Linked DNA regions of Homo sapiens: region 2 is linked to region 1. Evidence: read pairs that join two places in POLR2A ChIA-PET (ENCODE). Cell type or tissue: CD4-positive, alpha-beta T cell. All regions are shown on one strand. Each heading gives the region's core, and the rest is flanking DNA. Links, peaks and the distances in the headings are about the cores only.

Region 1 (9,384 bases), core at 3,227-5,726:
ACTCCATGCTATTTACTCACTTTATACATTTAGATTCATAAGCAAAGACATTCAGAAGCTCTCTCTTAGCCAGGCACAGTGGCACATGCCTGTATTCCCAGCTTCTTGAGAGGCTGAGGTGGGAGGGTAGCTTGATCCCAGGAGTTTGAGGCTGTAATAAGGTATGAGCTATTGAGAGGTGAAGCCAGCTGGACTTCCTAGGTCGAGTGGGGACTTGGAGAAATTTTGTCTAGTTAGAGGATTGTAAACACACCAATCAGCACTCTGTAAATACGCACCAATAAGTGCTCTGTGTCTAGCTAAAAGATTGTAAATGCACCAGTCAGCACCCTTTGAAAACACACCAATCAGCACTCTGTGTCTAGCTAGAGGATTGTAAATGCACCAGTCAGCACTCTGTAAAAACGCACCAATCAGCGCTCTGTGTCTAGCTAAAGGATTGTAAATGCACCAATCAGCACTCTGTAAAAATGCACCAATCAGCGCTCTGTGTCTACCTAGAGGACTGTAAATGCACCAATCAGCACTCTGTAAAAACACACCAATCAGCACTCTGTGTCTAGCTAAAGGATTGGAAGTGCACCAATCAGAACTCTGTGTCTAGCTAAAGGATTGTAAATGCACCAGTCAGCATTCTGTAAAAACGCACCAATCAGCACTCTGTGTATAGCTAAAGGATTGTAAGTGCACCAATCAGAACTCTGTGTCTAGCTAGAGGATTGTAAATGCACTAATCAGCACTCTGTAAAACACACCAATCAGCCCTCTGTGTCTAGCTAAAGGATTGTAAATGCACCAATCAGCATTATGTAAAAATGCATCAATCAGCACTCTGTAAAAACGCACCAATCAGCCCTCTGTGTCTAGCTAAAGGATTGTAAATGCACCAATCAGCACTCTGTGTCTAGCTAGAGGATTGTAAATGCACCAATCAGCACTCTGTAAAAATGCATCAATCAGCACTCTGTGTCTAGCTAGAGGATTGTAAATGCATCAATCAGCACTCTGTGTCTAGCTAAAGGATTGTAAATGCACCAATCAGCACTCTGTAAAAATGCACCAATCAGTGCTCTGTGTCTAGCTAAAGGATTGTAAATGCACCAATCAGCACTCTGTAAAAATGCACCAATCAGCACTCTGGATCTAGCTAAACGGTTGTAAACTCACCAATCAGCACTCTGTAAAATGGGCCAATCAGCGCTCTGTAAAATGGACCAATCAGCAGGATGTGAGTGGGGACAAACAAGGGAATAAAAGCTGGCCACCCGAGCCAGCAGAAACAACCCACTCAGGTCCACTTCCATGCTGTGGAAGCTTTGTTCTTTCACTCTAAATCTTGCTGCTGCTCACTCTTTGGGTCCATGTCACCTTTAAGAGCTGTAACACTCACCATGAAGGTCCGCAACTTCCTTCTTGAAGTCAGCAAGACCAAGAACCCACCAGAAGGAACCAACTCCAGACACACTATGATCCTGTCACTGCACTCCCACCTGGGAAACAGAGTGAGACCCCATCTCTTAAACACACACACACAGACACACAAATCTCTGTTTACTCCTGAGAACTATACCTAACATTCACGTGACTCAAATGATGATGGGGTTACATTTTTGGGAACAAGATGACCTACATCTACATAGATGTAGACAACTAGATCAAAAAATAAGAATAATTTCTCCCATAATTTTGATTTTCTCTAAACCCTTTATTATAATAAAATATTGTTGTTTTTGTTGATGATTCTTGTTTTTGAGACAGGGTCTCACTCTGCCACCCAGGCTGGAGTGCAGTGGCATGATCATAGCTCACAGCAGCCTTGAATTCCTGGGCTCAAGTGATCTTGCCACCTCAGCCTCCCAAGTAGCTGGGACTACAGGTGTACGCCACCATGCCTTGCTAATTTTTTAATGTTTTATAGAGATGGGGCCTCACCATGTTGCCTAGGCTGGTCTCAAACTCCTGAGCTCAAGTGAACCTCCCACCTTGGCCTCCCAAAGTGCTGGGATTACAGGCATAAGCCACTGTGCCTGGCCTATATATTATTTATGGATAAATGCATATGTAGGAAAAGTATACAACATTGCTTTTGGGGTACATAGACTTTAGGTAGTGATAACTTCTAAGGGAATAGAGGACAGGATTGAGGAAAGGTGCAGAGGGACTTCAAATGTATTATGTTTTATTTCTTGAAAAACTCTGAAGTCCATATGACAAAATACAAAGATTTGTCAAATCTAAGCAGTGATGAAATCGTTTATTCTCTGTAGTTTTCTGTGTTTTTGAAATATTTCAAAAGTTCAAAACATTAAAAAAAATCAACACAACTAGGTGATGGATAGAACGTGGGTGCGAAGTCAAGAAAGGAGTCAAAGATGACTCAGGTTTTATGTCTGGTGCTGACGTTAGTGACAGAAAAAGAGAAGCTACGGAAACTGGCTTTGTGGAAGAAGATGAGTTATATTTCAGACAAGTGAAGCTGAAGGAAACAGCAGAACATCCCTCTGGAAATGTACATGAGACTGCGTGAAGCTGGTGGTCGGGAGAGAAAACAGGCCTGCCGAGAGAGTGGCAAAGCAGGATATTAGCCCTCAGCCCCACCCTTTCACCTCTTCACAGGGGCCAGCCCCTTCAACATTAGAGTATTTCATTAAGAGATCCAAGAAGGGCTGGGCACAGTGGCTCATGCCTGTAATCCCAGCAATTTGGGGGGCTGAGGTGGGCAGATCACTTGAGGTCAGGAGTTCAAGACCAGCTTGGCCAACATGGTGAACCGCCATACAAAAAAAACAAATTAGCTGGGGATGATGGTGCGCACCTGTAATTGGAAGGCTGAGGCAGGAGAATCCCTTGAACCAGGGAGGCCAGGTGAGACTCCATCTCAAAAGAGATCCAAGAAGGAGGGGAGGAGGAACAATGAAGAAGTCAGGTAATGAGGACCAAGGAAAGGTTACTGAGTATGGTGATGACTTTCAGATGAGAAGATTTTTTGTTGTTGTTTAGAGACAGGGTCTCACTCTGTCACCGAGGCTGGAGTGCAGTGCCTCCATTATAGCTCACTGCAGCCTCAATGTCTTGGGCTCAAAGGATCCTTCCACCTCAGCCTCCTGAATGGCTGGGACTACAGGTGCACACTGCCACGCCCAGCTAATTTTTTTTCAATTTTTATAATTTTCTTAAAATTATGTTTTGTAGACACATGATCTTGCTATGTAGCCAGGGCTGGTCTGTAATTCCTGGGCTCAGGCAATCCTCCAACCTCAGCCTTCCAAAGTGCTAGGATTACAGGCATGACCCAACGCATCTGACTTCAGATGAGAAGATTTTTGTCAAGCAGTTATGAGAGGCCAAGTGGCAGGCAGCGAAGGATCAAGTGAGTAGCAAAAGGAGGGGAAGCAGTGGTAGAATATTCATTTTACAAGACAAACAATGAAAGGGAAGGGAGCTACTATACAGCATTTATGAATAAATATACAGATAGTAAGAGTGTAAAAACTAGCAATGGGAAGTACAGACACTGACTTCATATGTGAATGTACATGCATGTATGTGTATACACATACATGCACATTTGCACACATGCATGTATGTATGAAATGTATATTTAGGCTGAGTGCTGTGGCTCACACCTGTAATCCCAACACCTTAGGAGGTTGAGGCAGGCAGATCACTTCAGCCCAGAAGTTTGAGACCAACCTGCACAACATGTTGAAACCCCATCACTACAAAATTTAAAAAAAAAAATAGCTGGGCATGGTGGCATGCAGCTGTAGTCCCAGCTACTCAGGAGGCTATGGGAGGATGGCTTGAGCTTGGGAGGTTGAGGTTGCAGTGAGCTGAGATCACCCCACTGCGCTCCATCTTGGGCAACAAAGTGAGACCCTGTCTCAAAAAAAATGTATAATGGAACATATTTTATTCATTCACAAACACTAATTAATAAACTTCAAAATCTGTCACAGTGAGCAAATATATATATATATGCACAAATATGATGTATACTTAATGATAGATATGTATATTATGTCTGTGTACACTTTTACCTTGTGTGAAGAGGGTACCAGGAAAGAACTAAGCATTTAGGATGATCTCCACCTCAGAGTTTTTAAATGGACTTCCATTCATGAGTGCGGAAAATGAACATCTCAGAAAGCTTCTCGCCTGGAGTACTGTGAGGGGGAAAGAAGTCAAAAATATACCCACTCTGGAGACATTTTCAGCCATTTCAAGAGAAAGATGAAACCAAAGTCAATAGCTCTTAAGGATAAGATGCAAAAAAATAAATCCTTTAAGAGGGAAACATTAAAAATTGCTCCCTAACTACTAGCGTAAAAGCAATGCAATGGCAAACTCCTTGAGGTGGAGATCTTTTTTTTTGCATGCACAAGTCAGGGAAAGAGCAAACGATGACGTGAAGTCACTGAGCTGGAGGAAGTCCAGAAAATGAAGTAAAGAACTGAGAAGATGAAATAGTTTCCACAGAATAATACACTAAGGAGCATTTCCCACATGTATTTGACCAAGGAACACTCTTAAAATTATCGTATGTGACTGGAATTCCACCAGGAACTCAAGATATAATGCTCATTTGAATGAAAGTAGACAACCAGGGCTGGGCGCCGTGGCTCATGCCTGTATCCCCACCACTTTGGGAGGCCAAGGTGGGTGGATTGCTTGAGCCTAGGAGTTCAAGACCAGCCTGGGCAACATAGGGAGGCCCCCCTCCGACCACCACCATAGCTGGGCGTGGTGACTCATGCCTATAATCCCAGCACTTTGGGATGCTGAGGCGGGTGAATCACCTGAGGTCAGGAGTTCGAGACCAGCCTGGCCAACACGGTGAAACTACAAAATGGTGAAACTACTGAAAATACAAAATGTAGATGGGCGTGGTGGCAGGCATCTGTAGTCCCAGCTACTCGGGAGGCTGAGGCAGGAGAATCACTTGAACCCGGGAGGCGGATCTTTTTATGTTTTGTTATAAAATGTGGCATATATGAAGCAATGTTGAAAAATCATTTGTCTTTTCTTTACATACTTTCTTAATATTATGAACAATCGTCCTGAATGAAAATGTTATATAATGTAGCCATTCAACAAATATTTACTGAGTGCCTACTATATGCCAAACACTGTTCTAGGTGCTGTGGATATATAGTGATGAACAAAACACACAAAAAGCTTTGCTCATACAGAGCTTATAATTTATGGGGAGAGACAAATACTAAATATATATAGGTTGGCTGGGCGCAGTGGCTCACACCTGTAATCCCAGCAATTTGGGAGGCCGAGACGGGCGGATCACCTGAGGTCAGGAGTTCAAGACCAGCATGACCAACATGGAGAAACCCCGTCTCTACTAAAAATACAAAATTAGCGGGGCATGGTGGCACATGCCTATAATCCCAGCTACTCGGGAGGCTGAGGCAGGAGAATCGCTTGAACCTGGGAGGCAGAGTTTGCGGTGAGCTGAGACGACACCATTGCACTCCAGCCTGGGCAGCAAGAGAGGAACACCATCTCAAAAAAAAAAAAAAAAAAAGATGTGTGTGTAGTAAATGCTATGGAGAAAAAACAAAACAGGGAAGAGAAAAAAATAGGTAGTCTGGGGGGTGGGTTGCAATTTTAAATAAGGTGTAAAGGGAAGGCCTCACTGAGAAGGTGGCATTTGAGCAAAGGCTGGAAGGAGGGGAGAAAGAGAACCACTCTTCTGTCTGGGGTAACAGCATTCCAGACAGAGGGGACAGCAAGTGCAAATGCCTTGGGGCTGAAGCATGCCTGGCGTGTTTGAGAAAGAGCAAGGAAGCTGGTAAGCCTGATGTGAGTGAGCAAGGGGAGAATGGAGAGGAGAGTGGAGAGGTCACCGGAGGTGAGGGCGTGGAACCATTGTAAGGACTTCAGCTTTTGCGAAGTGAAATGATGAGCCAGAGGAAAGTTCAGAGCAGACTGCTGTGATCTGACTTCCATTTTAACAGGATCACTCTGGCTGCTGTGTTTTAAACACTGAATGGGCCAAGGCTGTAAGCAAGGAGACCATTTAGGAGGCTAGTACATTCTTAGAGACGATCCATCATCTTAGTAAGAGATGATAGTGCTTTGGACCAGGGTATTAATGGAAGTGGTGAGAAGTGGTCTTATATTTTGAAGGTAGGGACACCAGGATGTGCTGAAGGATTGGATGCAGGATGTGAGAGAAAGAGGAGTCTGGGATGGCTCCAAGGTTTTGGGCCTGAGCAACCTGAAAAATGGAGTTGTCATTAATTGAGATGTGTAAGCCTCTGAAAGGTTTCTTGGGGGAAGATGAGTAGCTGCGTTTGGGACATACTCTCTCTCTCTCTCTCTCTCTCTATATATATATATATATGTGTGTGTGTGTGTGTGTGTGTGTGTGTGTATAAAAATATATATTATATCACAAACACACATATATAATATATTATATTATAATTTTATATATAATTTTATATATAATATATATGTATTTGAGACAGTCTCACTTCGTCACCCAGGCTGGAGTGCAGTGGAGCGATCTCAGCTCACTGCAACCTCCACCTCCCCGGTTCAAGCTATTCTCGTGCCTCAGCCTCTGGAATAGCTGGGATTAGAAGCACGGGCCACCATGCCCGGCTAATTGTTTTTGTATTTTTAGTAGAGACGTGATTTTGCCATGTTGCCCAGGCTGTTCTCAAACTCCTGCCCTCAAGTGATCTGGCCACCTCAGCCTCCCGAAGTGCTGGGATTGCAGGCGTGAGCCACCACGCCTGGCCCTGGACATAAATTTTAGATGACTATAATAAATGCAGGTGGGGATGTTGAGTAGACAGTTGGATGAATGAGTCTGCAGTTCAGAGGAGAGATCTAGGTTGGAAAAGTAAATCTGGACCTTGTCAGCGTATAGATACCTACTATCTGATACAGTAGCCACCAGCCACATGTGACGATTGATCACCTGAAATGTGGCTAGTCCGAAATGAGATATGCTATGAGTGTAAAATACTCACTGGATGTCAAAGACAATACAGAAAAAAGAAAGTGAAATATTTTATTAATAATTTTTAAATATTGATCACATGTTGAAAAGATATTTTTGGCTATATTGGATTAAATAAAATACATTATTAAAATTGATTTCATGTGTTCCTTTTTACTTGTTGAACGTGGCTAGTAAAGTATTTAAAGTTATATATGTGGCTCACATTATATTTCCATTGGACCGTGCTGGTACAGATGTTATATAAAGCCATAAACACTGGATGAGATCATCAAGGGAGTGAGAAGAGTGGCTAGAGAAGAAGTCTGAAAATTGAGGCCTCATTGACAAGAAATATATTATATATATATAAATATATATACACACCACATACACATATATAAACACATATATACACACATACACATTCAACTTTATTGAGTTTTAATTGTAAAAAATAACGCGCCTTCATTTTATATATGTATATATGTGTGTATATATATTCACATGTATATATATGTATATATTCATGTTACCACCACCCCACCATATTTTGTTTTAGTTGCAGCTTAAAATGAATAAACCATTTTGAATAGATTCATTGGAGCAAAAAGAGGAACACAAATCCCCTGTTTTACAATATTTAGGCACTCTTTAATTCATCTGTTTCAGAAATCATTATTATTTCATTCTAGACACCTCACCTCCTGAGTTTTTAGAAATCAAAGGCTCTCATTGTTTACATTTTCTTTAAATTATTCTAACTCTGTCTTTGTTAGATTCAGACACAGTTTGAGCCCCATAATAGTGGTTTTTGTTTATAACTTTTCTTTAAAAATTTTTTTTGGCTGGGCGCGGTGGCTCACGCCTATAATCCCAGCATTTTGGGAGGCCGAGGCGGGTGGATCACGAGGTCAGGAGATCGAGACCATCATAGCTAACACGGTGAAACCCCGTCTCTTCTAAAAATACAAAAATTAGCCGGGCTTGGTGGCGGGCGCCTGTAGTCCCAGCTTCTCGGGAGGCTGAGGCAGGAGAATGGCGTGAACCCGGGAGGCGGAGCTTGCAGTGAGCCGAGATTGTGCCACTGCACTCCAGCCTGGGCGACAGAGCGAGACTCCATCTCAAAAAAAAAAAATTTATTTTTTTTTTGGAGATAGTGTCTCACTCTTTCGCCCAGGCTGGAGTGCAGTGGTGCGATCATAGCTCACTGCAGCCTCCAACTCCTGTGCTCAAGCGTTCCTCCCACCTCAGCCTCACAAGTAACTGGGGCTACAGGTGCACACCACCACACCTGACTTATAACTATTCTTTCAACCAGACATCTCTGGGGAATGAAAAGAATGAGTTTATATAGCACAGGGCCACTTGTATAGGGTTCAACAGACTGTCTCTACACAATTTTTTTTTTTTTGAGATAGAGTTTCGCTCTTGTTGCCCAGGCTGAAGTGCAATGGCATTATCTCGGCTCACCGCAACCTCCGCCTCCCGGGTTCAAGTGATTCTCCTGCCTCAGCCTCCGGAGTAGCTGGGATTACAGGTGCCCGCCACTACACCTGACTAATTTTTGGTATTTTTAATAGAGATGGGTTTTCACCATGTTGGCCAGGCTGGTCTCAAACTCCTGACCTCAGGTGATCCACCCACCTCGGCCTTTCAAAGCGCTGGGATTACAGGCATGAGCCACCGCTCCCGGCCTCTATACATCTTTATACATCTCCAGGGGAGTGCCATTCACATAGTCTATGATGTGATTGGCATCTCCAGAATTGTTCAATGTGGCAACACTTACCAACACAACATCATACTGAGATATATTGTCCTCCCCAGTGATAGCAGTTTCCGTGACATTATTCAGAATTACGTACTAAACACATGTACCACCAGGGCTGCATTGATTTTCTATTATGTTTTCATTCTCCTGGTGATCTTTTATAGACTTTCAGTAGTCTTTGGCCATGGTACACCCATGGTACACCATTTTAAAAGGCAGATAATCACATAATAATTATAGGAATGTATTCTCAAACTCCTGACCTCAGGTGATCCACCTGCCTCAGCCTCCCAAAGTGCTGGGATTATAGGAGTGAGCCACCGCACCCGGCCTACACCCATCTAATTTTTTTTTTTTTTTTTTGTAGAGACGGGGTCGCCCTATGTTGCCCAGGCTGGTCTCGAACTCCTGGGCTCAAGCGATCTTCCCACCTTGGTCACCCAAAGTGCCAGGATTACAGGCTTCAGCCACACCCTGCACAGTCTTTTTTCTTTCTTTCTTTCTTTGAGACAGGATCTCACTCTGTCACCCAGGCTAAAGTATAGTGATGCGATCATAGCTCACTGCAGCCTCTACCTCCTGGGCTCAAGTGATCCTCCCACCTCAGCTTCCCAAGTAGGTGGGACTACAGGCACTCACCACC
Region 2 (2,500 bases), core at 1-2,500, 56 kb after region 1:
GGCAGGTCTCAAACTCCTGACCTTGTGATCCGCCTGCCTTGGCCTCCCAAAGTGCTGGGATTACAGGCGTGAGCCACCACGCCCGACCACCCATACTATTTTCTACCTCCCAGCATTTCTTCGTGGGGTGCCTTGTTCTATGAAAACTTCATATATGGCATTGTGAATTTACAAAAAGATAAATTAGTGAGTGATGATTCATACTATTAAAAGTGTTCAGTAGCAGAGCTCCTTTGGACAGCTACCCTAATGTTTGCCTTTCAGTGTTTTAGAGATTGTGGTCATCTAGGAAAGATTGTAAGAGGCAGAAAATCTTAATTCTGAAGGTTAGGAAAATATTGACCATGGATTTGTACTTTGCTCATTTGAAGAGCTAGGGACAGAGCAGTGAATAAGACAACGACACTACAATCACAGAACTTTCATTTAAGAGGGTAGAGAGACAGAAAAGGAAACATCAGGCACTGCACCTTGGCACCTCTGAAATGGGCTGGGATGGCGAAGGAAGCGTAGGAAATAGAATAGCTCTGGGTTTCAGAAGGTGCACTGAATAGGAAGAAGTGGTCACCTGTACTTGGGTAGATAAGGCAGCCTCTTGGGGTCTTGAGGTGGGGGGAGTAGACATAACCAGGCAGAGAGGTCAGGATCATCAAATATGAGATAACATGACCCATTAGGAGGTCTACCCACCCTGATTGGAGGACATGGGGCTGGAGGCTGAAGATGGAGACCAGATCACAAGGGATCTAATAAGCCTTGCTGAACAGTTTGAGCTTTATTCTACAGACTCTGGTGAGCCACTGAAGGGATTGAAACAAAGAAATACTGTGATCCAACATATTTCTCATCAAAAGTTGGACCATTTTGGATCAAATTAGCCATAGGAAAGGTGTTGGGAACAAATTAAGTACAGATTGGCAGCTGATCTTTTCCAAATGAAATATTCTGGTTAATCTCTGTCACACAAGGACAATGCAAACATTTTCTCTCTCTTAAAGAAAGGCTTTTCACATAAGCAGAGTCCTCACTTTATTTTCCTCAATAGTTTTGTATGCAACTCTAATGAGTAGTTTTCCATAATTCAGTGTATTACTCCTGGAAAACATAGACAATAGGACAAATTTTTAGCCTATGCTGTCATTTTATGGATTAATTTCCATTAACGTTGACCTTCTGGCTTTCAGTGGATAAATGTGAGTAAAACATCTGTTCATGTCATTCCCTTGCTTAAAAACCACTTCTGGCTCCCCATCACCTACACTAGGAAACAGTCTAAACTCATTGACTTGGCATATGTGGTCCTCCATAAACGTTCCTTCCCAGCTCATCTTGGCCATTCCTCCCTGTTCTGTACACCCCAGAATCAATGAACACATGGCTTTCTTCTTCTTTGCTAAGACTTATGCTCTCTTCCTTGCCTGCCATGGGGATTTTTATTTCATCCTTCGAGTCTCAGCTCAAAAGCTATTTCCTCTCTGAACTGCCTTCACCAGTGATATGAATCACTCCCTTCCCTGTGTCTGCATGGCACTCTCTGTATCCCCTACCCTAGCCCTTACTCCATTGCATCATAGCTCTTGATTTAGGGATCTCTCTCTCCCTCTAGCCCATGAGTTTGTTAAGGGCAGGGCCCACATCTTGCCTGCTTTTGCCTTCCCAGCTTTGTAGCTCCACTGCCTGACACATGGTTAATGCTCAGTGAATCTATAGAACTAAGTTCTATGTTTTCTATTTCTGTTTATAAGATTCCAGAAGAGCCCTCGGGGAATGACAGAGCAGCAAGCCTCACTTTTGTAGCAGGCTGGTCTGTGAAATATATGGCTATGGTGTAGGAACCTCAAGCATTGAAAACTAACCATTGGAATGAAGAGCAACATGATTTCTGTACTGAGAACTCATCTCTTACTAAATATTGGAGATTTTGTTGTTATTGTTGTTGTTGTTTTGTTTCGTTTTGTTTTTGGATGTATAAGGAAGTGAGGTTGGGTGCAGTGGCTCATGCTGGTAATCCCAGCACTTTGGGAGTCAGGCAGGAGGGTTGCTTGAGGCCAGGAGTTTGAGACCAGTCTGGGCAACATAGGGAGACTTCATCTCTACAAAAATAAAAAAGAAATAGCCAGGTATGGTGGTGGATGACTGTGGTCCCAGCTACTCAGGAGACTGAGGTGGGAGGATCCCTTAAGCCCAGGAGGTTCGGGGCTGCAGTGAGCCATATACTCAAAAAAAAAAAAAAAAAAAAAAAAAAAAAAAAAAAAAAACAGGAAGTGAAGCTGAGTAATTTTATGTTTTACTTTTCTTGACAGCCTTTGAGATATAATCCTCATTCTATACAGCTTAACCATTTGAAGTGTGTATATATATATATATATATATTGTTTTTTTGAAACAGAGTCTTGCTTTGTTGCCCAGGCTGGAGTGCAATGGTGCCATCTTGGCTCACTGCAACCTCCGCCTCCCAAGTTCAAGTGATTCTCCTGCCTCAGCCTCCCGAGTAGCTGGG

What was found. ChIA-PET counts read pairs that join two places held together with the same protein. Peaks named below come from ENCODE experiments on the same cell type or tissue, not always from the same donor. Only the 100,000 strongest peaks of a DNase experiment are listed, where the experiment ranks them.
Region 2: POLR2A ChIA-PET joins it to region 1 with 7 read pairs; 4 of 35 experiments call an interaction of 5 or more read pairs at or near these places.

The regions. Positions count from the first base shown.
Region 1 is chrX:118,470,333-118,479,716 of GRCh38, forward strand. No RefSeq gene overlaps it. Among named protein-coding and RNA genes, the nearest start is that of DOCK11, 21 kb to the right of the region's middle. In CD4-positive, alpha-beta T cell, for the core only: no CTCF peak of the experiment used is centred there; no DNase peak of the experiment used is centred there.
Region 2 is chrX:118,529,194-118,531,693 of GRCh38, forward strand. The region is part of intron 1 of DOCK11 (dedicator of cytokinesis 11); the gene reads left to right. Among named protein-coding and RNA genes, the nearest start is that of DOCK11, 35 kb to the left of the region's middle. In CD4-positive, alpha-beta T cell, for the core only: no CTCF peak of the experiment used is centred there; a DNase peak (open chromatin) is centred at 1,508; H3K4me3 peaks cover 403 bases; H3K27ac peaks cover 1,924 bases.